Regions from separate parts of the Homo sapiens genome. Here region 2 is linked to region 1. Evidence: chromatin contacts called from ENCODE Hi-C data. All regions are on one chromosome and are shown on one strand. The core of a region is the stretch at or near the end of the contact, and the rest is flanking DNA. Distances in the headings are between cores, read along the strand shown. Region 1 overlaps TJP2 (tight junction protein 2). Region 2 holds the start of BANCR (BRAF-activated non-protein coding RNA).

The links. Hi-C counts contacts between places; a loop is a spot of excess contacts on that map. Pooled maps may share reads with other maps.
Region 2: a map of cardiac septum shows a loop between it and region 1 (2.8-fold over the local background). The contact joins the promoter of BANCR here to the enhancer-like site in region 1. A Hi-C loop is called at or near these places in 3 of 168 maps with a recorded cell type or tissue (cardiac septum, esophagus muscularis mucosa and heart left ventricle) and 2 of 50 pooled maps.

Annotation. Positions count from the first base shown.
Region 1 is chr9:69,214,466-69,217,636 of GRCh38, reverse strand. TJP2 (tight junction protein 2) reads right to left here. Exons shown (of 23, transcript NM_004817.4): 3 at 1,174-1,298. Among named protein-coding and RNA genes, the nearest start is that of TJP2, 42 kb to the right of the region's middle. Within about 2 kb of position 1,601, at least 3 of the 41 ENCODE cell types and tissues checked have a DNase peak (open chromatin) inside an H3K27ac peak, as active enhancers do.
Region 2 is chr9:69,305,394-69,308,564 of GRCh38, reverse strand. BANCR (BRAF-activated non-protein coding RNA) reads left to right here and starts at 1,509. Exons shown (of 4, transcript NR_047671.2): 1 at 1,509-1,711; 2 at 2,275-2,417. RefSeq lists a silencer at 438-732 and an enhancer at 469-1,054.

The sequences.
Region 1 (3,171 bases), core at 352-2,851:
GATGATAGCTCACCGCAACCTCAACTTCCCGAGCTCAAAGGATTCTCTCACCTTAGCCTCCCAAGTAGCTGGGACCCGAGTAGGTACATGCCATCCCAACAGGGTCTCACTAGGTTGCCCAGGCTGATCTTGAACACCTGGCCTCAAGCGTTCCTGCCACCTCAGCCTCCCAAAGTGCAGGATTATAGGCGTGAGCCACTGTGCTTAGTTCACAGAGGCTTTAAACACCAACAAAACCTAAACTTTTGAGCTATTTATCCAATGCAGCCATACAGTTAACTTTAGACTTCGTCCTGAGAAGTTATCCTGTGGGAATCAGGCATGTATCATGTAAAATGGTGTTACCAGCTGGGTATGGTGGCTCATGCCTGTAATCCCAGCACTTTGGGAGGCCGAGGTGGGCAGATCACTTCAGGTCAGGAGTTTGACACCAGCCTAGCCAACATGGCGAAAACCCGTCTCTACTAAAAATACAAAAATTAGCTGGGAGTGGTGGCAGGCACCTGTAATCCCAGCTACTCAGGTGGCTGAGGCAGAAGAGAATTGCTTGAACTCGGAAGGTGATGGTTGCAGTGAGCTGAGATCGCACCACTGCAATCCAGACTGGGTGACAGAGCAAGACTCTGTCTGAAAAAAAAAAAAAAAAAGAAAAGAAAAAATTTATTAAAAATTAAAATAAAATGGTGTTACTTCTTCAGGTCAGAAAGCTGGCAGTTGGAAAACTTGTGGTTTTCCTATAGTAAATTGTCCCAACTTCCACATCACTCTTACAAATAAGATAATCAATAAACCAAAGTCTCCTCATTAAATTCTTAAAGAATATAAATTAAAACAAACATAAACAGTGTTGGTTAAGCATCGGGGTTGAGAAGCATGCCAATTTAAAACTCCATGTTCAGAAATGATTCCTAAACCTAGGAGGGATGTTTGGAACTATCTTCTTACGGAAACAACTGCCCTCCTCGCTCCAAAGCTGGGGTGTTCCCAAGGTTTGGGCATTATTCAAACATGGTGTGTTATGGCTTCCATTCCAGCTTGAAGACTTTTCAAATATTATATAAAAGTTTGTTATTTTTTTCTTTTTTTTAAATAAAGTGGACACCAACCAAAATACCCCGTCTAGGGCCAACCAGTAGGGCTGGTAGGGGCTGCGGAGCGAGGGAGGACACTCACTGGAGCAGCCCATCAGCAGGCCCACCCGGGAGCACATCAGAAATGACAATTGACGTTTCTCCATTTTCAAAGTGGGGGTTGTCTCTGCCTCCGGACACTGCAATTCCAAATCCTCTTTTGGAATCCTGTACATCAGAGAGGAGAAATATTAAAAATCCTTCAATAAGTGGCTTTCAGGATTTATTACAAGCACTCAATAAAATAAAGGTCAAATCAATAACCAGAGACTGTTCAGGAACAGATGGGCTTACAGAAACAAATGAGAAACAAAACAAAGCATAGTCATTGTCAGCTGACAGGTTTATAAAGGGAAATTCCTTATCTGAAAGAAACAGCCTGTAGAGGCTGGAAAAGATTGATAGTGCAGACTGGAGTTATCACTAGAAGCTGGCCGGGATAGGAAACAATGTCTTCAGTCCAAATAGGGACGTACTGTTTGAAGCACCAGTTGTACCTCTTTGCATCATGCTGGCCCGAGCTGGAACAACTTCAGTAAAAACTGAACCTGTACTAAAACTGTATTTTTTAATTTTCAGATTTCCTTATTGTATTTGTTTTTTAAGAGACAGAGTTTTGATCTGTTGCTAGGCTGGAGTGCAGCGGTGTGATCACTACTCACTACAGCCTCAAATTTCTGGGCTCAAATGAGCCTCCTGTCTCAACCTCCCAAAGCACTGGGATTACAACAGACAGCCATTGTGCCTGGCCTGTACTGTAAATATTTTTAATTCTTCTGTATATTGTGATGTTTTGACATATTAAAAAAAAAAAAACCTTCTGCCTAGGCTCATGGCTCATGTCTATAATCCCAGCACTTTGGGAGGCCAATGCAGGCAGATTGCTTGAGTCCAGCAGCTCAAGACCAGCCTGGACAACATGGCAAAACCCTGTCTTTACTAGAAATAGAAAAAAATAGCTGGTCATGGTGGTGCACATCCATAGTCCCAGATACTTGGGAGGCTGAGGTGGGAGAATCACCTGAGCCTGTGAGGTCAAGGCTTCAACAAGCCAAGGCAGCTTTTGCACTTTAAATTGGGCAAATGGAGAAGTCTCTAAAAAACAAAAAAAAAAAACCACAACTTTCTAGCTGGGCGGGAAAAGACTGCTCTTCCCAGTGCTAGCCAATCCTTTTTAATTTTATTTTTATTTTAGATTCAGGAGTACATGTGCAGGTTTGTTATATATGTGTATTGTCTGATGCTGAGGTTTGGGCTTCTAATGATCCTGTCACTCAAGTACCGAACACAGTACCCAAGAAGTAGTTTTTCAAACTTTGCTCCTCTCCCTCCCTCCGTACTTTTGGAATTCCCAGTGTTTACTGTTCCTGTCCTTGTGTCTGTGTGTACCCAATGTTTAGCTCCCACTTCTAAGTGAGAACATGCAGTATTTGGTTTTCTGTTTCAGCATTAATTTGCTTAGGATAATGGCCTCCAGGTACATTCGTGTTGCTGCAAAGGACATATTTCGTTCTTTCTTATGTCTGCCTAAAATTATATTTTTAAAGTATACCTTTAACTTCAAAGTAGATGTGTTGGTAGTTTCATTTCAACATACAGTGAAAAAGAAGTAAATGGATTTGTTTGTTTTTTTTTTTTTTGAGATGGAGTCTTGCTCTGTTGCCAGGCTGGAGTGCAGTGGTGCTGGCTCACTGCAACCCCTGCCTCCTAGGTTCAAGTGATTCTCCTGCCTCAGCCTCCTGAGTAGCTGGGACTACAGGCATGTGCCACCACACCCAGCTAATTTTTGTATTTTTAGTAGAGAGACAGGGAGGGTTTCACCATGTTGGCCAGGATGGTCTCGATCTCCTGACCTTGTGATCCACCTGTCTCTGCCTCCCAAAGTGTGGGGATTACAGGCGTGAGCTACTGCGCCCGGCCCGTAACTGGATTTTAAAGATAAAATTTGAACGTAAAATATGTGTTGAGATCTCATGAAAAGCAAAGCACTAAACCCTTTTCTTCATGCATGGAAGATCGGAAATAAGATTTATTACATCCA
Region 2 (3,171 bases), core at 260-2,759, 91 kb before region 1:
GGGTGGGGCACCATTCAGTCAGGAAAGTATGTGTGAAGATCATGTTAAAAAGCTGTAAAAGAAGCGCATGGCTTAATATATGTTACAGGCCCCACCGAAATGATCTATAAAGAAGACAGAAAATAAACCATCACCAGCTAGATATTCCCTTCCTCCACTCTGTCATGTTAATAGCCCACCTGGGGAAAATTCCAGAGCTAAAAAAGTAGCCAGGTGGCTCTTTTTTTGTTGTTGTTTTAAACAAAAGATCTCAAAGTGGGCCATATCGCCCATCTCATTGTTTGCTCCTTCCACATAAGTGCTAATGTGTTTGATTATATTCTGCTCCAAATTCCACTACAACCACTAATATAAGGCACATACAGAGAATTAACTGTGTCCAAACAGTTCTTTCCTCATGCCCTCATTCTTCTTGAATTTTAAATGCCTGTTGAACAGAAGCATTAGAGTGTTTATTTTCTGAAAACCTTCTGGAGAGCAATCACCTTGTCTTTTCAAAGAAGCCATACTGTGTCTGGTTTTTCCATTCCAAAAATAACATAGAAATTCTTAGAGACAGTCATGTGGCAGAGAACCAAGAGCTGGAATGCAAAGCTTTTGTGTTTCTTGTGGAAGGCCTCTTGAGTACTTAAGTAGTTACATTCCAGCTTCACAGGGAAGCTGAAGAGGGGCAAATGCAGTAAGGAGAGTACTTGAGGCAGGCCTGGTATTTCTCTTCCATGAAATGCCAAGTTTGGTCATGTCCTGGAGAAGTTAGGGTGCCCCACAAGAGGTGTTGGTACCGCTGTAGTCTGTGAGGCTACCTGAAGGGAGACCACGTCTTCCGAGAAATCTAATCACCAGCTGCCTACAACTTCCCCAAACACCCACCTGAACACTGTTTTACTCCTGACCACCCTCACTCTGCAGAATCACATGACAGCCCAACATTGTTACTTCACCTAGTGGCAAGTATGCACATCAATTTTTTCCATTCCCTTTCCTACCGTAGTCTTTCTGTCAGAGATGTTTGAACCAGAGCAACTCCATCTCGAATAAGAACTGGGTAAAATAAGGCTGAGACCTACTGGGCTGCATTTCCAGGAGGTTAGGCATTCTAAGTCACAGGATGAGATAGAAGGTCGGCACAAGATATAGGTCACAAAGGCCTTGCTGATAAAATAGCACCAGGTAAAGAAGCCAGCCTAAACCCACCAACACCAAGATGGTGATGAAAGTGACCTCTGGCCGTCCTCACTGCTCATTATACGCTAATTATAATGTATTAGCATGCTAAAAGACACTCCCACCAGTGCCATGACAGTTTACAAGTGCCATGGCAATGTCAGGAAGTTACCCTATATGGTCTAAAAGGGGGAGGAACCCTCAGTTCCAGGAATTGCCCACCCCTTTCCTGGAAAACTCGTGAATAATCCACCCTTTGTTTAACACATAATCAAGAAATAACCATAAGTATCAACAGTGGAACAGCCCATGCTGCTGCTCTGCCTATGGAGTAGCCATTCTTTATTCCCTTACTTTCTTAATAAACTCGCTTTCACTTTATGGATTCAACTGTAATTCTTTCTTGTGTGAGATCCAAGAACCTTCTTGTAGGGTCTGGATTGGGACCCTTTTCTGGTAACATCTTCCTGGTGACCATGAAGGGACAATACTGAAGAGACCCCTGACCCTAAGGAAATAGACTGCAGCACCAATGGGCCAACTTTGGGTAAGTGTTGGGGTACATTTTACCCGGGTAAAGATGGGATTGGGTTAGAGGCCCAACTTAGAGGAGTTAGAGTCTCAGTCCTAAGACAGTGTGGGTTAAAGGACCCTCTTAATAAAAGGTAAGGATGGTTGACCGGACTTGGGTTTGAGACGCAACTTAGGAAGGTTAGAGTTCTTCCTAAGATTTAGGGGGTTAGAGGCCCCTGTCAGTAAAGTCCCACTTGGCTAAAAATGGATTTGGCATTACAGGATGTTAACCATTATTCTCTTTGGATTAATTTGCCTTGCACTCTTTGCTGATGGCTGTGCGTAACAGGATTAGACATGTACAGGATCATGACACATAAGAGTCTTTTCCTCCCCAAAAGGGGAAACTTGAGAGCTGATGGAGCTGCTGGAAAAGATCCCTTCACAACTGACAAGCGGCCACCTAAACTTTTGATTCAGTGTCGCTGCAATGGGTCTTTTTCTGGCCTCCCTGACCTCTTTGCCTCCCCACCCTGCTACCGGCAATGCTTTTCTTCCTTTCTCTCCTTTCTCTTTCTTATCTTTTCTGTTATTCAGGGCGATCATCTTGCCCAGAAACATCATGTTGAAACTCTTGGTCAGAGGTTGGATGAAAGCTGACAGGGTCCATCCAGGAGCAAGTTTGAGCCTTGCCAGTTCCATTTTGGGTGCTGAGTGGAGTGGCGACTATAGCAAACCTGGTATACTTTGTGCTATAAATTTGTGTTTCTGTATCGGTCTGTCATAAAGAGGAGTACCTTAGGATAGAACATGGGCTTAGGACCTCAGTAACAAACTTTGCTGCAGGTCCCTGAAACAGAAAAAGCTGGATGAAGTTTCCCTCTCGTCTTGTTTCATGTCCTTGGGAGCTTGACCTTTTAACCACATGGTGGTATTTTCTCTTGGTCTCCATCATCCAGCAGACAAGAAACATGGAGTTCATGTCATAGTTAGCCCTAAAAATTATCTTGAGCAGTTAAAAGCCTTTGCAAGCTCTAGACTTCTTCTAGGAAGAGCAATGGAAACTGCCCAATGCTGTAGCTTAGTGACTAAGGCTTTGTCTTTTCACAATGACAGCCTGAGTCCAGGGTTCAATTCCTGGCTTAGGGGATGAGTTCTTTCTGGTTTGATATCTGTGTGACCTTTACCATTTGTTGATTCTCTTCCCATCCACAAACTGTCTGGAATTTTCCTTTTCTGAGCACCTAGGAGGTTACCTTTGGTAAAGTTCAAAACCCAGAAATATTGGCCATTTGGCTTGGATAAAGTCAGGTAATAAGAGATTTAAAAGAATTTTTTTTTAGAGTGCTATGCTTAAAAGTCAGTTTAATTAAAAGTGGATATTCAAGCTGTAACAGCTGGATCTCCTTGGGAAAAACAGAGGAAGCTCCATAGACCTCATTTTGGGGGAAATCTCTGTTTTTCTCATGGAACCCTAGGAATGGAAAGCAGATA